Linked DNA regions of Mus musculus: region 2 is linked to region 1. Evidence: chromatin contacts called from ENCODE POLR2A ChIA-PET data. All regions are on one chromosome and are shown on one strand. Each heading gives the region's core, a stretch centred on a gene start or an enhancer-like site at or near the end of the contact. The rest is flanking DNA. Distances are from core to core; before and after follow the strand shown. Region 1 holds the start of Arrdc2 (arrestin domain containing 2). Region 2 holds the start of Use1 (unconventional SNARE in the ER 1 homolog (S. cerevisiae)).

What was found. ChIA-PET counts read pairs that join two places held with the same protein, here RNA polymerase II (POLR2A).
Region 2: POLR2A ChIA-PET joins it to region 1 with 11 read pairs in embryonic stem cell. The contact joins the promoter of Use1 here to the promoter of Arrdc2 in region 1. POLR2A ChIA-PET finds 5 or more read pairs at or near these places in 2 of 5 experiments (Patski and embryonic stem cell).

Annotation. Positions count from the first base shown.
Region 1 is chr8:70,835,479-70,841,600 of GRCm38, reverse strand. It overlaps Arrdc2 (arrestin domain containing 2), which reads left to right and starts at 1,881. Exons shown (of 8, transcript NM_027560.1): 1 at 1,881-2,473; 2 at 2,556-2,622; 3 at 2,760-2,907; 4 at 4,055-4,157; 5 at 4,235-4,491; 6 at 4,581-4,743; 7 at 5,224-5,381; 8 at 5,607-6,122. The coding sequence starts at 2,200. The coding sequence ends at 5,660.
Region 2 is chr8:71,363,845-71,370,684 of GRCm38, reverse strand. It overlaps Use1 (unconventional SNARE in the ER 1 homolog (S. cerevisiae)), which reads right to left and starts at 3,468. Exons shown (of 8, transcript NM_025917.4): 1 at 3,316-3,468; 2 at 2,992-3,041; 3 at 2,837-2,915; 4 at 2,574-2,726; 5 at 2,123-2,135; 6 at 1,808-1,835; 7 at 1,382-1,553; 8 at 953-1,158. The coding sequence starts at 3,450. The coding sequence ends at 976.

The DNA.
Region 1 (6,122 bases), core at 632-3,131:
CAAAGGAAATCCTGAAGCCACCCAGACTTTCACTGAGGACTTCCTCTAACACACACGGGGTGGGGTGGGGTTGGGTGGGGTGTGACTTACTCCGTGACTCCAGGCGAAGGCCAAACCCTCTCTCTGGTCTCCGAGACTTATCTGTGTGGTACACTCACTCTGGGAGGGGGCGTCTTCAATTCCCGCACTTTTCTTTAGTCCAAGACCTGTGGGACTTCTCTGGTCCTCCAGGCCGCCTTGTCCTCTCCAGGCTGCGGGCAGGGGGTGCTGCAGCCTGGTTCATAAGGCTGTGAACCTGTGTTCGTTCACACAGCTGGGCTCAGGAGTGAATACGAGCCGCAGTACATCCCATGTCCACCAGGGGGTGCCCGTGTCTACAAATGCCGGGCAGGTTTCCCTGCAGGAGCAATTCTTCCTGTTACATTCCAGAAGGGTCTCCCTATCCCCAGGTACACTGCAGCCCTTGACTCAAAATATCAGAGTCTCCTGGATTTGCTGCCTATGCACGGCAATCCCTTTCTGGATCTGAGGGACTAAGTTCCCCTAGGCCTTATGGAAGTGGAAATTGAGGCACATCCTCCTTGTCCCTTGCCAGGGTCCTTTAGGTTGAATGGGGGTGCCCAATGCGGGGGGGGGGGGAAAGGACCAACACTTCCCTGTCCCCACCAATTCGCATCGCCGGAAACAATGGGCCTGAAAAAAGGTGCCCCAGATAGGTCTGCAGGCGGCAGCGAGTTGATGATTAAGCTGGGAGGTTCTGGCCTAGTGGACACACCTGCGAACCCAGCATCTAAGAGGCTGACACCGGAGTTCCATTGCCTTGAGTTCCCGGGCAGCCTGGGTTACAGTGTGAGATCCTGTCTGAAAACATAAGAAAAAGCCAGGCCGGGCAGGAGAGATGGCTCAGTGGCTAAGAGCACAGACTGCTCTTCCAGAGATCCTGAGTTCAATTCCCAGGAACCACACAGTGGCTCACAGCCATCTGTAATGGCTCTCTTCTGGTGTGTCTGAAGACAGCTACAGTGTACTCATATACATATACAAATAAATAAATCTTTTTTTTTTTAAGTTTAAGAAACAGTCAGGTACTAAGGCAAACGCCTATCAAGTCAGCTCTGGAAGACTGGTGGAGGATGGCAAATTCAACATCGGGCTTGGTTAGAGTACGAGATGCATTGGAGGCTATGTGAGACTTGGCCTCAGAAGAAAATAAAGCTTTCGGGTTCAGAAATCCGATTTGAGCTTTAATTCCAGCACTCGGGAAGCAGTGGCAACCTCGCCTCTATGAGTTCAAGGCCAGCCTGGTCTACACAGTGAGTTCCAGACTAGCCAAGGGAACACAAAACTACTGGCCAATCTTGTAAACAGAAGCAGGGGGACTGTCTCAAGTCCCAGGTAAGTTTGGGCTACATGAGAACCCGTCTCAAAAAGCAACAGAAAAAAAAAATAGTGACAGTTGTCACGCTGGGTGACTAAGACCAGTTTCCCTATTCCTGGGCTTCCTTGTTTGTGTATTTGCGAGACCTAAGGCGGCAGAGCCGCGCTGCAGCACCTCCCACTTAGGCTCCGGTTCAGAACCAAGCAAGGGTTATTTTGTCTGGAGCCTCGTGAGGCCACGCCCCACCGCGCTATTGGTGAAGTTCTTTCCGGTAGGCGAGGCTTTCTCTAACGCCCCGCCCCGCCCCGCCCCTCGATGCTACTGACTTTCTCGCAGGAGCTGATTTTGCCCCCTCAGACCACGCCCTTCACACGCTATTGGCCTGGTCCCTTGTAGGGGGGGGAGCTTTCTATCAGGCCACCGCCCTCGTGGAGCCTTTGGCCTAATTCTCTCAGCAGAACCAGGCTTTTTCAGGCCCCGCCTCCTCAGCGCGCTATTGGTGGAGTCTTCTCCTGAAGGTGTGGCTTTCTCCTCAGGCCATTCCTTCGCCGCGCTATTGGCCTAGTCTTTTCTGGGGTCCCGTTCCCTACTGCTGTGTTTGCGGAGTCTCTTCCGGTAGGTGCGGTCTTCTCCTCAGGCCCCGCCCTCCAACCGTCCTATAAGTGCGACGCAGCTGCGGGTCCCCAGCGGTCTTCCGTCCTGTTGTCCCGCTTGTGTGTGTACGTAGTTCGAGCCCGCTGCGTTCGCAGTCTCTAGCTCTTTCTTTTCGCGGGTTCGAGCACCTGGCCGATCTCTTTTTTGGGTTCGCGACCGTCACCGCAATGCTGTTCGATAAGGTGAAGGCGTTCGTAGTAGAGATAGACGGGGCGCGCACGGGCACCGAGCCCGTGTTCCACGGAGGCCAGGCCGTGGCAGGCCGGGTACTGTTGGAGCTTGCGGGCGCGGCACGCGTGGGCGCGCTCAGGCTGCGCGCTCGGGGCCGCGCGCGCGCGCACTGGACGGAGTCGCGCAGCGCGGGCTCCAGCACTGCTTATACTCAGAGTTACAGCGAGCGCGTGGAAGTCGTGAACCACCGCGCCACGCTGCTCGCGCCAGGTACGGGCTGGGGACCTTTTGGGGCGCACCGAGCATGCGATTCCCAGGCCTACGTCCGCTGAGCCCCGGGTCTTGTTCCTAGACTCGGGGGATATCGCCACGCTTCCCGCTGGACGCCACGAGTTTCCCTTCAGCTTCCAGCTGCCTATGTAAGCCCCACTGTCGCCTTCTGGCTGGGCATCTAGGGTTCCCTCAGCCCTGACTTCTCGGGACATCCCTCTTGTATGCCCTTCACCCCACTATCTCCTGATAGTGATCCTCTGATTACCCACTCTTGCCACCCCAGCTCCCTGGTGACATCCTTCGAGGGCAAACACGGCAGCGTCCGCTATTCCATCAAAGCCACTCTGCACCGGCCATGGGTCCCTGCACGCTGCGCCCGGAAGGTGTTCACTGTCATTGAACCTGTGGACATAAACACACCTGCCCTGCTGGCAAGTGGCTGCCCCATGGGGGTTGGGGTCCAGCCTGGCTGCTTGACACCTTTTAGATTTGAGGGTCTCAAATGACCTCTGTAACAGGGAGCCAGGAGTTAGTGGTGAGTTTAAAACCCACTATAGGTAAGTGCAAATTCTGAGGGTGCTCACCTGCTGTGTGCCTCTGGGAAGGTATCTTGCTCTTTCCCAGCCTCAGATACCCCATTTGGAAAGCAGGATATGATAGGGCTATTTTTGTTTTTGTGTTTGCTTTTGTCTTTACTGGTTTTGGGTTTTGCTTTATTTCTTTTTCTTTTCTTGTTTGTTTTTGTTTTTTGTTTTGTTTTGTTTTGGTTTTTTTGAAACAGGGTTTCTCTGTATAGCCCTGGATGTCCTGGAACTCACTTTGTAGATAAGGCTGGCCTCGAACTCAGAAATCTGCCTGCCTCTGCCTACCAAGTGCTGGAATTAAAGGCATGTGCCACCACTGCCCGACTTTTTTTTTTTTTTTTAATTTTAGAAAGGTCTCTCTCTGTGTAATCCTGGCTGGTCTGAGATTCACTGAGTAGACCAGGCTGGCCCTAACTAAGCCCATAGAAATATACCTGCTGGGACTAAAGATAGGTGCCACCACATCTAGTCTTGTTTTTATTATTTATTTACTTATTTTGTTTTTTTCAAGACAGGGTTTCTCTGTGTAGCCCCGGCTGTCCTGGAACTCACTCTGTAGACCAGGATGGCCTTGAACTTAGAAATCTGCCTGCCTCTGCCTCCCAAGTGCTGGGATTAAAGGCGTGCGCCACCACGCCTGGCTTATTTTTAATTTTTATTCAACTTTTGGCTTCCTAAGATAGGGTTGGCCAGGCAGTGGTGATGCACGCCTTTAAGGCAGAGGCAGGTGGATTTCTGAGTTCAAGGCCAGCCTGGTCTACAAAGTGAGTTCTAAGACAGCCAGGGCTACACAGAGAAACCCTGTCTCGAAAACAAACAAGCAAACAAACAAACATAAAAAGAGACAGGGTTATGTTATTTGGGGGTATCTGGTCAAAACTTAAAACAGCCCGCTTGTCTCAGTCTTTCTATAAGACTCAGGTCTCCAAGTGCCCAGTGCTCAAAATGACCCTTGGTGTGCCCAGTGCTCAAAATGCACTTGGTGTCTCCCTAGGAACCCCAGGCTGGAGCCCGGGAGAAGGTGGCACGATCCTGGTACTGCACACGTGGCCTCGTGTCCCTCTCGGCCAAGATTGACCGCAAAGGCTACACTCCAGGTAACATGGGGAGCTGTGTGCAGCTGGAATGGGTAATCGGTAGTGGGGAAACTGAGGCAAGCTGCTGTCTGCTGTAGGCGAGGTCATCCCTATCTTTGCGGAGATTGACAATGGTTCCACGCGAGCTGTGCAGCCCCGTGCTGCCCTAGTACAGACACAGACCTTCATGGCCCGAGGTGCCCGCAAGCAGAAGCGTGCTGTGGTGGCCAGTGTGGACGGGGAGCCTGTGGGCCCGAATCGCCGTGCGCTGTGGCCCGGTCGTGCGCTGCGTATCCCCCCGGTGGGCCCGTCCATCTTGCAGTGCCGCGTGCTTAGTGTGGACTACTCACTCAAGGTACCCAGGGCTCCCTTACATCCTGTCGTCCAAACCAAGGGGGAGGGCACAGGTGGGCTGGTAGCCCACTTCGCTGCTGCTCCCTTCAGGTCTTCGTGGACATTCCAGGCTCGTCCAAGCTGCTGCTGGAGCTGCCTCTGGTCATAGGCACGGTCCCCCTGCATCCTCTGGGCAGCCGCTCCGCTAGTGTGGGCAGCCGCGCCAGCTTCCTGCAAGACTGGGGCCTGTGCACCATGATGGATCGGCCAGAGGGTGAGCTTAGCCAACTGGCAAGGGATGTGGGCGGGCAGAGCCACGGCCCAGGCCTGGTCCTTTGTCCAAGGGGTCTCTATACAAGCAGGGACTAATCCCAGGCACCAATCAAACCTGCACCAAGGGCTAAGGAGTCAGCTCAAGGCCAGCTTCCAGTACTTAATAATTTAGAAGCCAGCCCGGGCTTCAAGAGACCTGGACTTCAAAGCCAAGCCAAATCAGGGTGTGGAAAGACAGGCCTATAATGCCAGCAAGCATCCGGAGGGCAGCCTGCTCTACACCAAGATCCTGGCTCAAAAAAGCACAAAGAATCAGTATTCAAAACTAAAAGTCCAGGATGACAGTTTGAGGCAGGAGGATTGCTACAAATTAGATGTTAGCCTGAGCAAGAGGAGCTGTCCCCAGAGGAAAAGGGCTCAGTTGTCACCATGTTACAACCACGGGTCTCCCAGAGCCTCACTCACTGTCTTTCCTTTGCAGCCCCACCTGAGTACTCCGAGGTGGTGAGGGAGAGCCAGCTGGTATGTGCGTCACCGGGGCCCTCCTCCCTCCTACACGACCTAGGTGTGACCACAGAAGGGCCCTACTTTGCCTGTCTCCAGGAGTTCCGCTACTGCCCGCCTCCTCTGTACTCCGAGGTAAGCTGCCTGCACCCTCTCTTGCTTCAGTAGCCTGTTTGGTGATATGCTGATGGGGGCAGGGTGTGGTGACACAGGCCTGTTGTCCCAGTCCTTGGGAGGCTGAGGTAGAAGAATCATAAGATCCAGGTGACACTCTCCTCGGGACCCCTGACTGACTGCTTGATCTGAAGGGGTTGGGGTGTTGGGGCACACAGTGTGGCTCACTAGGGCTCTTTCTGTCAGGAGGACCCTAACCCACCCTCAGAGGCTGTGAGGCCACGCTGCATGACCTGCTGATCCATGGGCTGACAACTTCGGTACCAGGTTCACACTCTTTGGCCATGAAGTCCCGCCATCTGCTTTGGGAACACAGGGTTAAATGAGGCAATGTGTCTCCCAACATTGCAAAGGAGCAGCATGGCTTCCAAGGACAGTCCATCTTCTCAAAGCTTCTGGTTCTCTGCGTTTAGACCCACCAACGAGGCTGTGGAGCAATGCTCGGCTCCTCTAGGGAACTGTAGTTTGGGAGAGATGAATCTAGGAATGGACACTTCCAGTCTCAAGGAACCAGAACCAGCTAGAAGTCCAGAGGGGAGACAGAAGACTTCCAAAGGGCATTTCGGCTGAGGCTTTGAGATATGAACAGGAGCTCAGCAAGCAGACAAGCACAGAGGAAATGGTCAGAGCAGATAGCGCCCATTCCTTCTTCCTACGGTTGGGAGCCCAGGCATTAAGGTGTCTTAGACATGGCCTCACTGT
Region 2 (6,840 bases), core at 2,219-4,718, 530 kb before region 1:
GCCATCATGTGGTTGCTGGGATTTAACTGATGACCTCCGGAAGAACAGTCGGTGCTCTTATCCACTGAGCCATCTTTCCAGCCTATCTATCTATATTTATATACACACACACACACATATATATGTATATATATTTTTTTTTGGTTTTTCGAGACAGGGTTTCTCTGTGTAGCCCTGGCTGTCCTCACTTTGTAGACCAGGCTGACCTTAAACTCAGAAATCTGCCTTCCTCTGCCTCTCAAGTGCTGGGATTAAAGGCATGCACCACTACTCCCGGCCCAAATATATTTATTAGTTTTTAATTTTGTTTTTGTTGTTGTTTTTTGTTTGTTTGTTTGAGACAGGGTTTCTCTGTATAGCCCTGGCTGTCCTGGAACTCACGCTGTAGACCAGGCTGGCCTTGAACTCAGAAATCTACCTGCCTCTGCCTCCCAAGTGCTGGGATTAAAGGCGTGCGCCACCAGTGCCTGGCTAAATATAGTTTTTGATTGGCTTTTTTGTCCCTAACTCTTACTGCTTATTTTGCTCATGCTCTGGGGTGGAACTCAGGCTGTCAGGCTTTGTGGCAAGTGTCTTTACCAACTGAGCCGCCTGACAAGCCTTTCTTGTGCTATTTTTGGAAGATGGAGTCAAGGTCCCACTATGTGGCCCTGTCTGGCCTATAATTTTCTGTGTATACCAGGCTGGCCCTAAACTCAGTCTGCCTCCCTAGGGAGGGGATCTGCGTGGCCACTGCTCTCCCAGGCAGGTTTTAACTTTTCTTCCTGTTTTTGAGACTTGGTTTTGTTGTGTATTGTAGGCTGCCCTACGCCTTTGGAGCAGAGTGGCCAGGTGAAGGGCTGTAGGCTGACTTCAGGATAGAGGTGTCCTGGCTGGCACCACCCTGCAGCCCAGGCACCCCCTGCAACACACACACACACACACACACACTGCTAGCACTGAAGACATGTGGGTTGGTGTGCAGGCTTTCTTGTTTTATTTCAGCCTGGGCATGATTCGGATAAACAGGATCATGCTGATGAACACGAAGCACACGACAATGAGCATGGCCCACAGCAGCCAGTTCACTGACTTCTGTGCATGCTGCTCCAATCTCTCCGACTCCAGCTTCAGCTTCTCCAGGTTCTGGTCTGCCATCTTGAGTGAATGTGACAGGGTCTGTGGGAGAAGAAGGGGCTGTGTCAACAAGACTGAGACCCAAGTATGACTTTTCCTGAGTAGCCTGTGCTTCTGGTGCATAGTGTGACCTCGGCCAAGCATGCTCAGCTACCCCCTCCCCCTGGGCTTTAACAAACTCTTGCTCAACCAGCAAAACACCAGTCACAATGCCCCTTTTTTGCAGAGCTTTCTGAGGCAGACAGAGGCAGCAGTGTTACCACACCTGATTGTCCTTCTTGATGACACTCTGGGCAGCCAGTGTGTTGGTCTTGAGGCTGCGGGCCAGGCCTAGCATCTCCTCAGCCAGCTTTTCCTGGAGGCCCTGGTGCCTCTGGAGGACGAGGTCTAGCTCGGATGCTGACTGCCTCTCATCTGCAGGTCTGGACCCCTTCGCACTGCTGACGCCACATTTGTAGGTCCCCAGTAGTGATAGGTAAAGACATCCATGTGGCCCTTTCCCAAGGATCCCAGGGCCCATGGCACCACCCTCAGTTCTACTGGGGACTCAGTTTCCCCTGCTCTTTTACATTCTGGGAACAGCAGCCCCAGAAAGGACTTCCAGCAGGCAGCTGGTCCTTATAGCAGCTCAGGGGCCCCAGCTTCAGCCGCTCATTTCCCTTCCCTGTCACGCTGTGGCTGAAATACTCACGCTCGTTTCCTCATGTCCACCTCACATTCTGGAAGCAAAAGAGGCCAAGAACAAAGAAGATAGCTTTCTTGTTTCCAAACTTCTGACCTTGATCAGCAAAATGCTGTTCTGCCTGTGAACTGCTTTTTGCCCACTCTCCCTGGTCCCAGATCCCTCTCAATGGCCTAGCACTGTGCTGGGAACCATCCTCTTTCTCAGCCTCCCCTCAGGCAAAGATGACCCTGGGACCTCTTCCTGGGCTGGGAAAAATCAAGGGGGATGGGCAGGCATGAGGGCTGTGGGGTGGCAGGAACAGTCATGCTCAGCATGTCTCACCTCCAGATGGTTCCTGTGGGGAGGAGAGAGGAATGAGGCCATGCTCTTTGATATCTTCCCTAAATCTCTCTCTGCTTTGGGCTGACTCATGTAAAGCTGTGGGGCCAACTCTGGGGTTTAACCAGATGTGGTCCATTCTTCTTTGTTTTGCTAATTTTTTTTAAGACAGAGTTTCTCTGTGTAGCCCTGATTACTGGACTTATTCTGTAGAGCAAGCAGGCTGGCTTTGAACTCACAAAGATCTGCCTGCCTCTGCCTCCTCAGTGCTGAGGTTTAAAGACGTGTACTACCACCACCCAGCCAAATTCCTCTTCTTGAGCACAGTGCCTTCCTGGGGAAGCCTTGCCTAAGGCCCACTAGAGTTTGTGGTATTATTCCAGTCTTTCCCCTCTGAAGACTACTCTTTTTGCTATCCAGAGGTTGGTCCCAAGTACAAGGGAGGGAATCGTACCATGCCCAACAGCTCACTCCGCATCTCACTGGTGTAACGTGCCCTAGACTGCAAATGTACAGTCTTGGTGGCAGGCACCCGCTCCTTGGCTGTGGTGGGCACGCGGCCAGGAGCCAGGAACTGGTTAGCTAGAGCTTTTTCAGAGGAGGAGGTCTGAGGAGACATAGGAAGGGGAAGACGAGTTACTGGGGGGCTGTGCCCTGGTCCTAGGGGCTGTGGGGAACTGAGTGAGGCCCGCCTGAGGGATGGGAGGGCAGGCTCACCAACTTCTCGGCCTGCAGCATGCCCTTCAGAAAGTCCACTTTGCGGGAGTACTCGCTGATCACTTCTGAGGCCGGTTTACTGAAAGGCAGCAGGAAAAAGTTAGTCTGCTGCTGTGCCGTCGTAGGAGGTGGTGACTCGGTGCCCCCACACTCACCTTGCTTGAACTTTCAGGGCCTGCAGCATGTCTTCCAGGGCACCCACATACTGGGAGGGAAGGTATGGTGTCAGCCAAGCCAGTGGCCCAAGGCAGGAGCAAACCAGGGAGAGGGGTGGGACCCGGAGAGGAGTCAGAGAGGGGAGGGGACATAAGCGAAGACCTAGAATTGAGAGGGCGTGGCCTGTGCGTGAAGCTGTAGGGAGAAAACTAGGACGTCAGGGGTTACGCACGAGGGGCGTGTCGCCGCGGACCAGAAGGAGCGGAGACAGTGGCCTGTGGAGTTGGTTCGCAGGCCTTTGCGGCGGCGTGGGAATCCCTCACCTTCTCCAGTCGCCACTCGTCCGGTTCTCGTTTTTCTGCCGCCATCGACTCACAGCGACAAAGCAGCCGTACCAGGTTCAACTCCAACCGCGACGTCGCCAGCGGGCGATGATAGGCTCCTTCCGCCTGCGCCATCTTAGAAAAGGGCGGAAGTGCCTGAGTGAGGTCCTTCCCCTCCGAGGTCCGCCCTGCTACGCTTGGGACGGAAGTAGAGTTTTATTTCAAGCCGCAGTTTATTCAAAGATAAATCGTTTTCGTCCCTGTCTCTTTTTAAAATGATGGTCTTGATACCTGGCCTTTTTCGTTTTTTGAAGCAGAGTCTCTGTAGTCCATGTAGGCCCTGAACAGCCGATTATGTCCGGCGAGAATTCGTTGAAAGGACTGGAAAAGCCATTCCTCATCTTCCCTCGCCGGTCATTGCATTCCGCTTGTTCACCTCGCCTCTGCGCGCGCAGTGCACGTGTTTTCTACCTCTGTAGCGGGAACCTTGACCTGGGGTCTCCCCCGACCCTGCTTGATGACGTGTCAGTTGGGCGTTTCCATCTGGCCGGACCTGCTAGTTTCCAGTCCTGGCTGCCAGCATCCTGAGCTTTAATAAATCATGGTCCATGGCCCCCCCTTCCCTAGCTACCAGCAACTCTCTTTCATTTTAGGTTACATGTAGTCGGCTACATGATCGAGGCCCCGAAGGATGGAGAATATTGTACCTCCCGAAGAACTTAGCCAATGAGAAATTCAGGGATCAGGGAATGAATGCCATGAGGATTATAAAACAAGCCAGGATGCCCTGGAGCTGGATTTACCGTGGTTGTGAACCAATATTAGGTTTACCTCTTTCACTCGCATGTAACTTATGAGCATTAGAAATGCTAGACAAGCCGTCTCAGTCCACGTTTTTAGAAAAGATGCCTGTGACTCCGGGGATCTGACACCTCTGATTTCTTCACGTTTCATATGCACACACCAACACACAATTAAACATAACATTTTAACCTGGGCAGGGTGGTGGTAGGGTTTTAATCCTAGCACTCAGGAGAAAGAGGCAGGTGGATCTTTGAGTTTGAGGCCAGCTTGGTCTACAGAGAGAGTTCCAAGACAGCCAGGGCTACACAGAGAAACCCTGTCTCTAAAAAACTATTTAAACCTTAAAAAACAAAAATGATACTGGATCCCCGAGCACTGGAGTTATGGTGACTGTGAGGGCCATGTGATGCTGGTAATTGAATACTGAGCCTTGTTGCTTGTGGTTTGAATCAAAATGAGCCCATAGTAAACCACAGGCAGTGGCCATATTGGAGGAAGTACACCATGGGGTGGGGTGTGCTTTGAGGTCTCAAAAACTAGGCCTACTGGAATACAGTCCTTTTCCTGCTGCCTGCTGATTCAGATATGGACTCCTCAGCTACCTCTGTCTGAGTGTCACCATACTTCCTGACATGACAATGATGGACTAAACTCCTGTGAACCAGCCCCCCCCGCCCCCCAATTTTTCCTTTATAAAAGTTGCCATGGTCATGGTGTCTCTTCCCAGCAATAGAAGCCCTATGTCCTCTGAAAGAACAGTAAGCACTGTTCGGAGCTAGCTCTCACTATACAGCCCTGACTGGCCTCTTTTGAGATTAAAGGCCTGTGCCACACTAGTACCTGCACGCCATCCTGACTACCACACCCACAGAATGTGTCTCCTTTCTAAAGAGGAAAGATGCTGTGTTGTATGTATGTACCATTTTTTTGCTCTTCTGCTCACCTGCTGCTACAACCTGCATTACTTTGGGATTGACCGAAATGGAGTGACATGGAATAAAGAAACAACAGTCACACATACCTAAGACCTGGCATTGGGTGGGATGTCTTACATTTTAAATTTGATTATTTGTGTGTGCATGTGCTCTTGTGTCATACATCACAGTGCACACCTGGGGATTAGAGGACAACTTGTGGAATGGGTTCTCTCCTATTGAGTGGTTGAGCCTATCTGCCACTGCTTGTGACTGGCCTTCATAAGGACCAGAGCATAGCAGGTTTCCTGGGGTCCCATTCACTTCAGAAAATGTGCTATGGAATACTGAGTTCAGGGTCCACAAAGGAGCACTTCTGTGGAGTGACTGATGTGTTTATAAAAAGATAAAGAGAGGAGATATGTTTTGGTGGATGTGTAGTTAGGTATGGAGGAAGGGGGTACCTCCATGGGCCCATGCTGAGGCATCCCTTCCCCCTGAGGGACCATCCACACGATGGTATAGAATAGTTTATTCAATGCATGGGGAGGGTAGTTGAGGCAGAGAAAGGCAGAGAGAGAAAGAGAAAGAGGGAAGGAGGGAGGGGGGAAGAGAGAAGAGAAATAGAGGCTGGCCATGAACATGTAGAGAGAGGGGAGGGGGAAGAGTACAGTGAAGGAGCAAGAAGGCAAGAACAAGAGAAGTGAAGGGGGGAAAGCAGCCCCTTTTATGGCGAGTCAGGCAGGTAACTGTGTGGCAGAGCTTAAGCAGACTCTAGGCTGCCCTGTGGAGGTTCTGTCCAGTTCAGGATAAGGATGACATCAAAAGGTGATTGATGGTGGCACTGGAGTGTTAATGTAACTTTTATTCACCTATGGAATTGTCTTGGAGGCTTATTGCCCATGTCTGCTAACCTAGGCCTAGCCTTGGAAGCTTCTAGCCTCTGTACAATCTAATCTAGGCCTGGAATGTTTTCAGCCTCTGAGACTTGCTGCAGAATATGCTCACCCTTTCTAGTTCTTTCTGACCTCTGACTGGCTGATTTATCTCACCTTTTCTGGCTCCAACTGATTCAAACTGGCCCGTTGTAGCCTCTCCTGAATTGCTCTGCTTTGCCTCAAACTCTAGCAATCTGTTCTAACTTTCTGGTTCCTTCTCATTCCCTGGTTTGTTCTGTCTTCACCTGTGTCTAGCTGTTCTCCGTTCAGTCTGTTCCAGTAAAGCTGCCTCCTCTCTACATTGCTTCCCTTTCCTCTTTTCTCGTGGCATATCCAATTCTGTCAAATCTTTCTCTGATTCATCACTTTGTCACTCTAAATTTTTTTTTAAAGATTTATTTATTTATTTATTATATGTAAGTACACTGTAGCTGTCTTCAGACACTCCAGAAGAGGGAGTCAGATCTCGTGATCGGATGGTTGTGAGCCACCATGTGGTTGCTGGGATTTGAACTCCTGACCTTCGGAAGAGCAGTCGGGTGCTCTTACCCACTGAGCCATCTCACCAGGCCCCTGTCACTCTAAATTAAACATTCAAACACATCCTTAAAAAATTTTTTTTGTCTTTTTTAAAAAAAGAGATTTATTTATTTATGTCTGTGAGTACACTGTAGCTGTCTTCAGACACACCAGAAGAGGGCATCAGATTCTGTTACAGATGGTTGTGAGCTACCATGTGATTGCTGGGAATTGAACTCAGGACCTCTGGAAGAGCAGCCTGTGCTCTTAACAGCTAAGCCACCTTTCCAGCCCAAACTAATTTTACCTTAATTGTTTGGGATTAAAGGCTTGTACTAAGGGGATATCTG